Linked DNA regions of Homo sapiens: region 2 is linked to region 1. A link is a contact called in ENCODE Hi-C or POLR2A ChIA-PET data. All regions are on one chromosome and are shown on one strand. Each heading gives the region's core, a stretch centred on a gene start or an enhancer-like site at or near the end of the contact. The rest is flanking DNA. Distances are from core to core; before and after follow the strand shown.

Region 1 (6,069 bases), core at 2,013-4,512:
TTCATATCAAAATGTTTTCTACTGTATGTGTTATGACTGAAAGAGAAGTTTGCTTAGATAGTGCCTGTCTTCTGGGCAAATGGTATGATTAGTTTAGTAATTTAATCCATCTTGCCAATATACATTTCTAGATTCCCAGGAGAATATAATGTTCTTGTAAGAGTTTTGTATCTTGTTTACTAATGAAAAGAGAGAATATGGTGTATATTCTTGGGGCTTCAGAATGTCTAATAGAAGCAGCATCAGAAGGGGATCACGGTCCTCGTATGAAGAATTTAAAAACTTTTGGACTTTTAAATATTTACAGATTTGCTCTTCATAGTAATATTTGAAATGATTTTAAGTTCATTGCTTAGCATTTGATATTAGCAGATTTTTTTGGGGGGAGAAGCTTCTATCAAAATAATGTGTAAATTATTTTGTATGTTGGCAGTTTGGACTTAACATTTTTGTTGAAGGAGAAGAAAAATACCTGTTACATGTAAACACTCGATTGCATTTTTTATTGATTTAGTAATGAAGTTCCTTCAGTTAATTGTAAATGAAAATTTAGTCACTGTTTACAAAGAAAAAATAATATCCTAGTGTATTTCATGTATAATTTAGTGTACTTTACTCAGATACATTCTTTGAGTGTAGTAACATGGTTTCTTTATACATTGCAGGATTATAGGCCCTATAGGTTTAGATTCTCATGAACCTTTTGAGCAAATATGGCAGAAAGCTGGTCACTTTTCTCATGTCTTTAAATTAAGTGGATGGCTCTTCAAGTGTCTGTCTTACTCTTAGTCTGAACATATACACTCATTCTTATTGCCTCAAGGAAGTGGTCTCTGAGTTGCTTTCTGTAGCTCCTTGCCTCTTTTAACTATTATTGGTATTTACTTGGAGAGTTGAGTCTTGTTAGGTTAACTGTCAGTCATTCCCACCTGTATAACTTGTAAATCCATGCAGCCTTTGCTTTCTTTCTGGCTTTATTTAGGCTGAAATAGATGTAACATTTCTTAAATGATCATATAAGGATTTTTTTTTTCTTGTGAGCAGAAACTAATATAAGCATTTTATGCTTTTCCAAAGGGTTAGCTTAAAAAAAAAAGGTCATTTGTGATATTTGAGTTCATATAGCATCATATATTAAATACATGTCATTTATTATGTTTATATTTTAAATTTGATTATATATCTTCAGTTTAAAAGGTGAATTTTAAAAAGTCAAATTTAGGCAACTAATAAAACTAGCAGAAGTTGCTTTTCATTTGTAGTTTTTCTCCTAGAATATTGTATATATAGTTTGTGTTTTATAAATTATTGTTATAAAGATCATGTATCTTCCCCAAATGCAAAACCGAGTTCTGACAACTATTTAAAAATAAAACAACAAATCCAAACAAACAAAAGTGCTTGGTTAATCTGGAATGTTAGAAATTGTTTTATTCTCTGAAGAAACAAGAAAATTGCATTAGACCGAGGACTTTTGCCATAATTTAGCTTTATAATAGGGATTGACTTAAATTTACTCCTTAGGATTCTGTCTTACCTTCTCTTAGCAGATTTTATAAAAGAATATCACTTGAGTAACATTTTGGAAAGGCTGGGCAGATTTCATAAGCTACCCAACAAGGCAGTTTTATACTAGCTAATGTGACTACCTGTTGGGCTAATGAAACTAGTTTAAAAGTTTTATCTTTTTCTCTCCACTGAACAGATCATTGTAAAATGATTATTGTAAAAATTTAGATAACACAGAAATAGGTAAAACAGAAAGCAAAAGTCCCTGTAGTCCAACTGCTCTGGCTTTTATTCTTTCAGATTTCATTTTCTATATATACTAGGAGGTTAATAATATTTTATTTTTAAAAATTATTGGCCAGATATACATCCTTTCCATTTTGGGCCATCACTTTACAACCTCTGTCCAAATTTTCATTCTTTTAAAAAATATGTAGTGTTTGACATTATGGATATACCATAATTTATTGCCCCATTCTTGATGGACATTTAGATTTTTAATTTTTACTTTTGCAATCAGTGCTGTACTGAACTTTATATACATCCTTGCATCTTTTGAGTAATTCTGTAGAAGTTCCTACAAATAGAATTATTAGATCAAGATGATATGCATGTTTAAAAATTTAGCAGATATTACCAAATGCACCCTCAAAAGTTTTACATTACACCCCCACCAGCTGTTTATGGAATGTCTGTTTACCTATATTCTCAACACAATATTATCAATCTTAATCTTCAGTCCAATAGGTAAAACATTGTTAGAATTGGTTATACCGTGTCTTAATTATTCAGTGAAGTTAAATGTCAGTTACTGTTTGTTTATATTTGTGAATTGGCTGTTACAGTGTTGGATCTTGTGCAATTAGGTTGGGCTTTTCTTATGATTCATAAGGACTTTTTGTATATTACAAATACTAGTTTTGGCTGGGTGCAGTGGCTCACGCCTGTAATCCCAGCACTTTGGGAGGCCAAGGTGGGCAGACCTTTTGAGATCAGGAATTCTAGACCACCCTGACCAACATGGTGAAAGCCCATCTTTACTAAAAATACAAAAAAATTAGCTGGGCATGGTGGTGTGCGCCTGTAGTCCCAGCTACTTGGGAGGCTGAGGCAGGAGAATGCCTTGAACCCAGGAGGCAGAGGTTTCAGTGAGCCGAGATCACAAGACTCAATCTCAAAAAAACAAAAAACAAAAAAAAATAGTTTTTTTTGTCATATGTTTTGCAGATTGCCCCCCCCCCATTTTGATGTTATTTCTGATATATCTTGGTTATACAGTTTTTTCTTTTAATTTTTGTCTTTCTTAAAGGTTCCAAAAGTCTTTCTTCACTTCAAGATTATAAATTATCTACCTATCTTTCCTTTAGTTCTCTGTTTTCATTTTTATATTCTAATATCATTTAACCCATCAGGAATTTCCTTTGGTGTAAAGAATGGGTAGGGGATTTGGTTTTTAATTTTGTTCTTTTTAGTTTCCTGGTTGTTTCAACACTATTTACTGAGTAATTAATGAATAGTGAGGGGCAGTTGTAAACTTGTTTTTGAAGATCAGCAGAATCAGCCTTCTTGGTTGGTGGTTTCCTGGGCAGTTCTACCACTCGAGCAAGACCTGAAGTGTTTCCCTTCAGAAACCACAGCCTGTGCCATCTTGCTCACTCACTTTCCTTCCTTCCTTCCTTCCTTCCTTCCTTCCTTCCTTCCTTCCTTCCTTCCTTATTTGACAGAGTTTTGCTCTATTACCCATGCTGGAGTGCAGTGGCGTCATCTTGTCTCACCTCAACCTCTGCCTCCTGGGTTCAAGCTATTCTTGTGCCTTGGCCTCCAGAGCAGCTGGGACTACAGGCATGCACCACCACACCTGGCTAATTTTTGTATTTTAGTAAAGACAGGGTTTCACCATGTTGGCTAGGCTGGTCTTGAACTCCTGACCTCAAGTGATCCGCCCACCTTGGCCTCCCAAAGTGCTGGGATTACAGGCCTGAGCCACTGCGCCTGGTCTTGCCCACTCACTTGAACCTCTACTACTTTGTAGTATTAAACCCAGATCCACTGATTTAAGCAAGGCTTCAAAACAATTTTACTGCCACAGCCTATATAAACTATAGATTTATATAATACTCTCTGTTCCATTTTAGTTGATTTTTCCCCCAATGACAGAAATTGTTCTTTTTTCTACTCACAGGACTGTTATTGAATTAGAAATTTGAATTTACATGTGGTGGATGAACATCACTCTTGTTACCTGCTTCATGTACTTTTTTGAGTGCTTACTACCTGTGATGATTATTCTGTTTCTGATCTCCAGTACTTAGCAAAACTGGAGTTTTTCCGCAAAGCTGCAGATGAGGGAATGATTTACCTTAACAGCCCTTCAGGATTTTAACCTAGGATTAAGTAGGTTTGCATGTTTGTGATTCCTTTCATTCAGGGCCCGGCTTCTGAAGGTAGGATGCGGGGAAGAGCTTTAAGGATCTAAATTTCCTCCCAGCCTGAGCAACATAGTGAGATCCCATCTCAATAAAAAATAAAAAAATTAGCCAGATGTGGTGACACGTACTTGTAGTCCCAGCTACTCGGGAGGCTGAGGTGAGATAATCATTTGAGCCCAGGAGTTTGAGGCTGCAGTGAGCCATGATTGCACCACTGCACTCTAACCTTGGCAACAAGAGCTAGACCCTGTCTCAAAAAAAAAAAAAAAAAAAAAAGGAGTCTAAACTTCCCGATACTGTATTCCAAATGTCCTATGTTAAATGCTGTGTTATCATTCCCCGCCCCTTGGAATGTAGAAACCGTTAATTACAGGATAAAAGTGAACTGAGAAGCAAATACCCTTGTGTTGTAGGGTAGAGGTTCTTCACCCAATGTGGAATTGGTCTGTAACAAATACTGAACAACACAAACTGAAATAATTTACAATCTGATATGAATTACTCTTTTTCATTTCTTAACTCCAACACTTGATTAGTTGCTTTCATTAAATACATCTGTGTCAATATCTTAATGGGGTTTTTTCTTCCGTTTTTGTTTCTGCCTCTCTCCTGTTGGAGCGACTCATTTCTTTTCAAGTGTCGTCTTCAATCTCCCTTCTCCTATTTTGCCTTCTCAACCTGATTATGAATTCACTTCCATTATTGAGCTTCTCTTTACTTTATCCAAATTTGCTATTTATCTCATTGCAGTTTTTCTTCAGTACTTACTTTGCATAAAAGTAGCCTGAACTTAAATTATATACACGGTCATTTTCACCAGAAGGGCTAGCTAATTTAAAACTTGGGCGTGTTATCTTTTCTTTCCTCAAGTCCTGCAGAATATAGGGTAGTTTCAGAAATCACCCCCAGCTTTTCTCTAGACTTGGTGACAGCTGATGCTTTCTTCTGACTCTTCCTTTCCTGGAGTGCCGACCTTCCTGCACCTTCCTCGCTGTTGTCACATGGAAAGGCTACAGGATGTTAGACAATGTCAACAGTTTACTATGTCTCTGGCATGAAATAAATGGACCAACCAGTATCTGAGAATATTTTTTACTTGGCTAATTGATTGTATGTTTTCCCCTACTATATGGAAGTTGGACTTAGCCTTTCTCATGTTAAAGATTATTCAGAGGCAGGACGGCCATGGCTGTTGTCTTTGGGATGTCCACTGTAAAATGGGGAGTCATACCTACCTCACAGGGTAGTTGTGAAATTTAAAGAAGCTAACTTTGGTAAAGTCTCTAGCACAGTGCTTGGCACATAGTAGGGTGTGTTAATTTCTTTCCCTTCCCTGCAGGCCATTCACCTGCTCTTCCCTCTACGATTTTCCATAACACAGTTTTTACTTGGAACCAGCCTTCTGCCAAGAGTCTCAGTTTGGTTGTGTACTCCTACAACTACTATTTTTGGCTTGACTTCCCTCTCCAGCTCCCAGTGGTCCAGCCACACAGTCGCCTATTGTACCAGCTGGTTGATGTAAGTCTATCCATCCTCAGAGGAACCTGGTTACTTACCAGTAAGCTGTGTTTCTCTGAAAATGTAGCATCCTTGGTAATGATTCTAGTCCCCCCCATCCCCTTTTTTTTTAAACCATTGATGATGAATCATCTCTAACTTCCTTGTGTGATCCTCAAGTTGGAACTGGAATTAGAGAATCTAATTTGTTGATAAAGGTCTCCTAGTAAGTTCCTGAGTCCAGGACACATGGCTCTGACCAGGTGAAATGTGGAGACCCATGAGGTAAAAATTCTTTTCACTACTCTGAGTGACATGAGACTTAATTATGTAAACTGTCAAGGATGATACATTTTCAAAGAAAAATAAGTTGCTGGTAAGTAACTGGGATTTTTGAGTAATTTTTCTGTAAGTCAATAAATAAGAATCCCACGTTTGTTTTCACCAACAAATGCTTTTGCATTTGAATATTTCATAAATGAAAGGAATATGGTTGTTAGTTACGGTTAATAGTAAAGAATGGGATAGGTTTCTAGATACTAGAAATACAGTGAGGTGGGGGTAGACCATCAGTTTTCTAAATAGGTGCTCTCTTAGCTTGAAACAGAAATTGAAGTCTCCATTAGAGAAAATC
Region 2 (6,069 bases), core at 3,526-6,025, 290 kb before region 1:
TTACATTTGTCTTATCTGAGTTCCTTTCTCAGGAAAGCAACCATCAGGCCTCCCAGATAGTATTAACCAGTTGAAACTCACAGGATCACTGAATTTGGACAATGAAAGTCAGACCCCTCACCCATCATGATTGCCTAACCCACCACCTGCTTCCTGTTGACCAAACCCTCTTCCTTACCCCTAACCAATTCATGTTTTTCCACATATGGTTACATTTCCTCCCAGCAATAGAAGCCGCTCATTTTAGCCTGTCAGGGAGATGGATTTGAGACTGATCTCCCATCTCCCATCTCCCATCTCCTCAGCAGTAACACCCAATTAAAGCCTTCTTCGTTGGCAACACTTGTTGTTGTCATGATTGGCTTTCTGAGCCACAAACAGCAGCACCTAGACCAAACCCCTGGTGTTTCAGCAACACCACCATTGATTAGAATGTCTAACGGTTTTTTTAAATGCTAAAAATACCAAATAAAGAACGTGGGCCAACTGAACTCTCATGCGTTCACAAGGGGAACACATAATAGTACAGTCACTCTTAAAAATGGTTTGCTAGTTCCTTGTAAAATTAAATATACATATTTACCGTGACTCAGCAGTCCCACTCCTGGGTATCTACCTTAAAGAAATAAAAATTTATTTTCACACAAAAACCTGTATGCAAATGTTTATAGCAGCTCTATTCAGAATTCCAAAACTTGGAAAAGGCTGGGCACAGTTGCTCATTCCTGTCATCCCAGCACTTTGGGAGGCCAAGGCAGGCGGATCACTTGAGGTTAGGAGTTTGAAACCAGCCTGGCCAACATGGTGAAACCCCTTCTCTACTAAAAATACAAAAATTAGCCAGGTGGGGTGGTGTGCACCTGTAATCCCACCTACTCAGGAGGCTGAGGTGGGGGAGTCGCTTGAACCCCAGAGGTGGAGGTTGCAGTGAGCCGAGATCATGCCACTGCACTCCAGCCTGGGCAACAGAGTGAGACTCCATCTCAAAAATAAATAAATAGGCCGGGTGCAGTGGCTCATGCCTGTAATCTCAGTACTTTGGGAGGCTGAGGCAGGCAGATCACCTGAGGTTGGGAGTTCGAGACCAGCCTGACCAACATGGAGAAACCCCGTCTCTACCAAAAATACAAAATAGCCAGGCGTGGTGGCACATGCCTGTAATCCCAGTTACTAGGGAGGCTGAGGCAGGAGAATCGCTTGAACCTGGGAGGCGGAGGTTGCGGTGAGCTGAGATTACTCCATTGCACTCCAGACTGGGCAACAAGAGCAAAACTCCATCTCAAAAAATAAATAAATAAATAAACAAATAAGTATAAAAAATAATAAAACGGAAAAAATACAAATATCCTTCAATGGATAAATACTCTTCAGTATATCATAACATGGAATACTATCAGCAATTAAAATAAAACTGTTGTAGGCCAGGCGCAGTGGCTCATGCCTGTAATCCCAGCGCTTTGGGAGGCCGAGGTGGGTGGATCACCTGAGGTCAGGAGTTGGAGAACAGCCTGACCAATATGGTGAAACCCTGTGTCTACTAGAAATATAAAAATTACCTGGGTGTGGTGGGATGCACCTGTAGTCCCAGCTACTCGGGAGGCTGAAACAGGAGAATCATTTGAACCTGGGAGGTGGAGGTTGCAGTGAGCCAAGATCGAGCCACTGCACTCTAGCCTGGGCAACAGAGCAAGACTCCGTCTCAAAAAAATAACAATAAAAAATAAATAAAATAAACTGTTTTCACACACAATGATATGGATACCAACTAAATTGTGACCTTTTTTCCTTTCTTGTCCAAATTTCTAACTAAGGGACATAGGAAATCATGCCCTACAAACTATAAAAATCTCACCAGAAGGGTTTTATTTAACCCTATATAACCGCTTAGTTTCCAACCTGACTCTGGCATAACATTGCATGACAAAGAAGGAAATCAAAATATTTTATCCCCAAATATGCTTCTTTGCAGTATATATTATATATTTATATGAAAATATAGGGCCAGGCACAGTGGCTCATGCCTGTAATCCCAGCACTTTGGGAGGCCGAGGTAGGTGGATCACGAGGTCAAGAGTTGAAGACTAGCCTGGCCAACATGGTGAAACCCCATCTCTACTAAGAATACAAAAATTAGCCCAATGTGGTGGCACATACCTGTAATCCCAACTACTTGGGAGGCTGAGGCAGGAGAATCGCTTGAACCTGGGAGGCGGAGGTTGCAGTGAGCCAAGATCACACCACTCTACTCCAGCCTAGGCAACAGAGCAAGACTACGTCTGGAAAAAACCCAACAAACAAACAATATATATATATATATAATTTTATTTTATTTTATTTTATTTTTTTGAGACAGAGTCTCCCTCTGTCTTCCTCTCTCACCCAGGCTGTAGTGTCAGCACAATCTGTGCTCACTGCAACCTTCGCCTCCCAGGCTCAAGTAATCCTCCCACCTCTGCCTCCCAAATAGCTGAGATTAACGTCTTTGCCACTGTGCTGACAAAATCTTGTATTTTCTGTAGAGATGGGGTTTCGCCATGTTGCCCAGGCTGGTCTTCAACTCCTGTGCTCAGGCAATCCTACTGCCTCAGCCTCCCAAAGTGCTGGGATTACAGACGTGAGCTACTGCGCCCGGCCAGAGAATCTAGCACCTTTTAAAGGTTTAAATAGGAAATTTTTGCCATCTAAAGACAGTCACTATGAGACATCCTAAGAATCTTGGTCTCCACAACCCCTTATCTTAACCCAGACACTCCTTTCTATGAACCTGGTCTTCAGATAGCCAATTGCCAATCAGAAAATCGCTGAATCCGCCTGTGACCTGTAAGCACCGCTTGGAGTTGTCCCGCCTTTCCTGACAGAACCAGTGTACACTTTACATGTATTGACTGATGTCTTAAGTCTTCCCAAAACGTGTAAAATCAAGCTGTAACCCAACCACCTTGGATACATGTTCTTAGGACCTCTTCAGACAGTACCTTGGCCTTCCTCACTCATATTTGGCTCAGAATAAACTTCTAAATATTTTACAGTTTGACTCTTCGTAAACATGGATGAATCACAAAAGCATTACGCTTTTGAGGAGCCAGTCACAAAAGGTTATATCATACTGTATGATTCCATTTATATACCATTTCTAAAAAGAGAAAACTAGGTTTCAAGAGCAGATCAGTCCTTGCCAAGGATCCAGGTGTCGGAGGGAGTGACCATAAAGCAAATGAAGCACAGAAGAGAATGGCAGCACAAGGAGTTTCAGGGTGGGACAGGGCTCTTCCGTATCCTGGTTACAGTGGTTACTACACGTATACATACATATGTGAAAATTCATAGAACTTTACACCCAAAGAAACGTTAGTTTTTTTGTTTGTTTGTTTTTGGTTTTTTTGAGATGGAGTCTCCCTCTGTCGCCCAGGCTGGAGTGCAGTGGCGCGATCTCGGCTCACTGCAAGCTCCGCCTCCCGGGTTCACGCCACTCTCCCGACTCAGCCTCCCTAGGAGCTGGGACTACAGGCGCCCGCCACAACGCTCGGCTATTTTTTTTTTTTTTTTTTTTGTATTTTTAGTAGAGACGGGGTTTCGCCGTTAGCCAGGATGGTCTCGCTCTCCTGACCTCGTGATCCGCCCGCCTCCGCCTCCCAAAGTGCTGGGATTACAGGCGTGAGGCACCGCGCCCATCCGAAACGTTAGTTTTAATGTAAGGTTTTTTTTTTTTAACCCTTTAATCAGTAAGGTGCATCTACATTTCACGATTCCGGGACAAATACAGATGTGCACACGCTCCTCAGCCTATGCAGGGACTACTTTCTCATGGACATCCTTTCTAACTACACACTTTTCATTTGTTACTTTAGCCTGACACCTAAAACATGACTAGGACAGAATGCGAGGTTGATTTTCTGGGGACAGTCGCCACCCCCTTCCTTGCCCTCTCTCTCCTTTCTGTCTCTCCCTGGTTTCCCCTTCTGCGTCTTCCCACCTCTCCCGTTTTTGCGTCTTCGTGTTTCTCACGCCCTGTGTCATGGCCTCCTCCGTCTTCTCCCGCTCTGTCACAGTCTCCCGCCGGGGGCTAGGGGTGCCCGGCCCGCATCCCTGGGCGACCCTGAGTCCCCGCAGGCGGCCCCGAGGCCGGGGTGGCTTCCGCATGGGGTCTCTGCCCGAGGCCTTTCTCTGCCAAGGAGGGAGTGTGGACGCTCGGGGAGCCCAGAAGGGCGCTGCACCCACGGGGACCGGACGTGGTGGGCGGACCCCTCCTCCGCGTCCCCGACGGGACATGCCCGGGGCCCACACGGCCTCCGCGCCCCCGGCGGGACGGACACCCCGGGCCACCGCGCGCCCCCCACCACCTACCCGGCCTCGCTGGATTCCCGGGACCCCCTCACAAACGAAACCCTCGAGCTCATCCCTGACTTGGGGGCAGCTTTGGAAGGAACAGCACCGGACTCTCACCCTCTCGCTGCCTCTCAGTCCGGGTTTCTGTGGAGCGCGTCTCCCAGTCGCTGTCCCTACTCTCTCCCTGTTCCTGCTCTCTCCATGTTCACCTGCCCCTCCGTTTCCCCTCCCGTCAGCTCCCTCATCTCGTCTTCGACCGCATCCCTCGCATGCAGATCCGGGAGTCCAAGGGTCCCTCAAAGACCGGCGTGCTGCGGCCCGCACGGAGGGTGCCCGGGCCCCTCCTCTGAGGACCGACTCCCTCTGGCGGCGCCGCTCCTCCCGCCCGCAGGGGGCGCTATGGGGCGGAGCGGCTTCCGCTTCCGAGCGCCGAGTCCCAGCATGCACCGCGCCCGGCCGGCTCTGCCTTTGGGGGCCAGCAGGGCTGTACCTGGGAGTTGGGTTGGGGCGGAGCGGAGGGGAGGCCGTGCCAGGCAGGGCCGGTTCGTGCGGAACCGCCATGGCCGAGCCGGCTTCGGTAAGAAGGGCCGGTGGAGGATGCAGGCTCTGTCGAAACTCGGGTCCCTGTCGCAGCTGGATTGGGGTCCGCGTCCAGGGAGTGGGGCGGCCGGGGCCTGGGCCTGGGGGTTGGCAGTGGCCCACGGACTGAGCTCCGGGCTGGGCTGGAGAAGGTGCAGTCTTGCTGCGTGTGCTGTTCTGGAATTGACCTGGGGAAAAGCTGGTCTGGCCGGGCTTGGCCGCGCGCGTCTGTGGCCCCGGCCACTCGGAAGGCTGAGGCGGGAGCAGCGCTTGAGCCCGGGAGCTCTGCGCTGTATATGCGCTAGGTCCGTCGCGCGGTGCCTCTGAGTTCTGCATCTGTGTGGTGACCTCTCGGGAGCGGGGACCACCAGGTTCCCCAGGGAGGGGGAACCGGCCCAGCTCGGAAACCGAGCAGGGCAAAACCCCAGTGCTGATCGTTAGTGGGATCGCGCCTGTGAATAGCCACTGCCCTCCAGCCTGGGCAACAGCCAGACCCCGTCTGTTTAATACATAAATAAAAGTTGGTTTGGGAGAAAGAATCCGGGTGGGAAAGATCTGTTTCTCGGCCTGTTGTAGGCTCAGATCAACAACGCTGTCCCTGCCTTCAGTGTCGGGGCTCTGAACCTCGGGGTCTCTCTGGGGCCCGTGCTCTCCTGCTGAAGGTAGTTTCAGAGAAGCACATCAGTGTTAAGCAGATGAGAAAAAGGAGAAGGAAAGCTGGAACTGAGAGAAATTGGAGACCGCTCCCTCTAGGAAAGGACAGAAAACTTAAAATGAATTGGGTGGTTAGCGTAAATCGAATTTACCGTAAATGCTGTAGTATTGTAATGTAGTATTGAAAATTTGAGCACCGGTTTTAGAGTTTGAAAGGCGTATCCTGAGGCTTAATCCAAGAAACCCTGTTACATTCAGTTAAGTATAACTTGCTTAAGTGTGCAAGTTTTTCTTGTGCCCCCAATGAAATTTTATAATCTTAGGAATGTAATGCTCCTTATTTGCATTTGATTCTTCCCTTTTGCTTCCCACTCCTTTTCCCCACCCTCCTTTGGCAGGTACAGATTCTTTTCTGATTTCTCCAAGCTTTGTTTCTACAGCCAGGCTTTCTTTTTTTCTCTCCTCTTTAAGTGATTGGGAATCTCCTGGAATATTCCTCTCTGTTCTGGG

What was found. Hi-C counts contacts between places; a loop is a spot of excess contacts on that map. ChIA-PET counts read pairs that join two places held with the same protein, here RNA polymerase II (POLR2A). Pooled maps may share reads with other maps.
Region 2: a loop to region 1 is called in a pooled map, with 2.2 times the contacts of the local background. The contact joins the promoter of ZNF425 here to the enhancer-like site in region 1. A Hi-C loop is called at or near these places in 1 of 50 pooled maps. POLR2A ChIA-PET finds 5 or more read pairs at or near these places in 3 of 52 experiments (CD4-positive, alpha-beta T cell, activated T-cell and activated naive CD4-positive, alpha-beta T cell).

The regions. Positions count from the first base shown.
Region 1 is chr7:148,836,209-148,842,277 of GRCh38, reverse strand. The region is part of intron 3 of EZH2 (enhancer of zeste 2 polycomb repressive complex 2 subunit); the gene reads left to right. Among named protein-coding and RNA genes, the nearest start is that of EZH2, 45 kb to the left of the region's middle. Within about 2 kb of position 3,262, at least 3 of the 41 ENCODE cell types and tissues checked have a DNase peak (open chromatin) inside an H3K27ac peak, as active enhancers do.
Region 2 is chr7:149,125,030-149,131,098 of GRCh38, reverse strand. ZNF425 (zinc finger protein 425) reads left to right here and starts at 4,775. Exons shown (of 4, transcript NM_001001661.3): 1 at 4,775-4,903. The coding sequence starts at 4,886. It also overlaps the pseudogene RN7SL521P and a transcript of ZNF398 not described here. RefSeq lists enhancers at 3,796-3,845, 4,509-5,060, 5,061-5,612, 5,860-6,069 and silencers at 4,006-4,445, 5,177-5,350.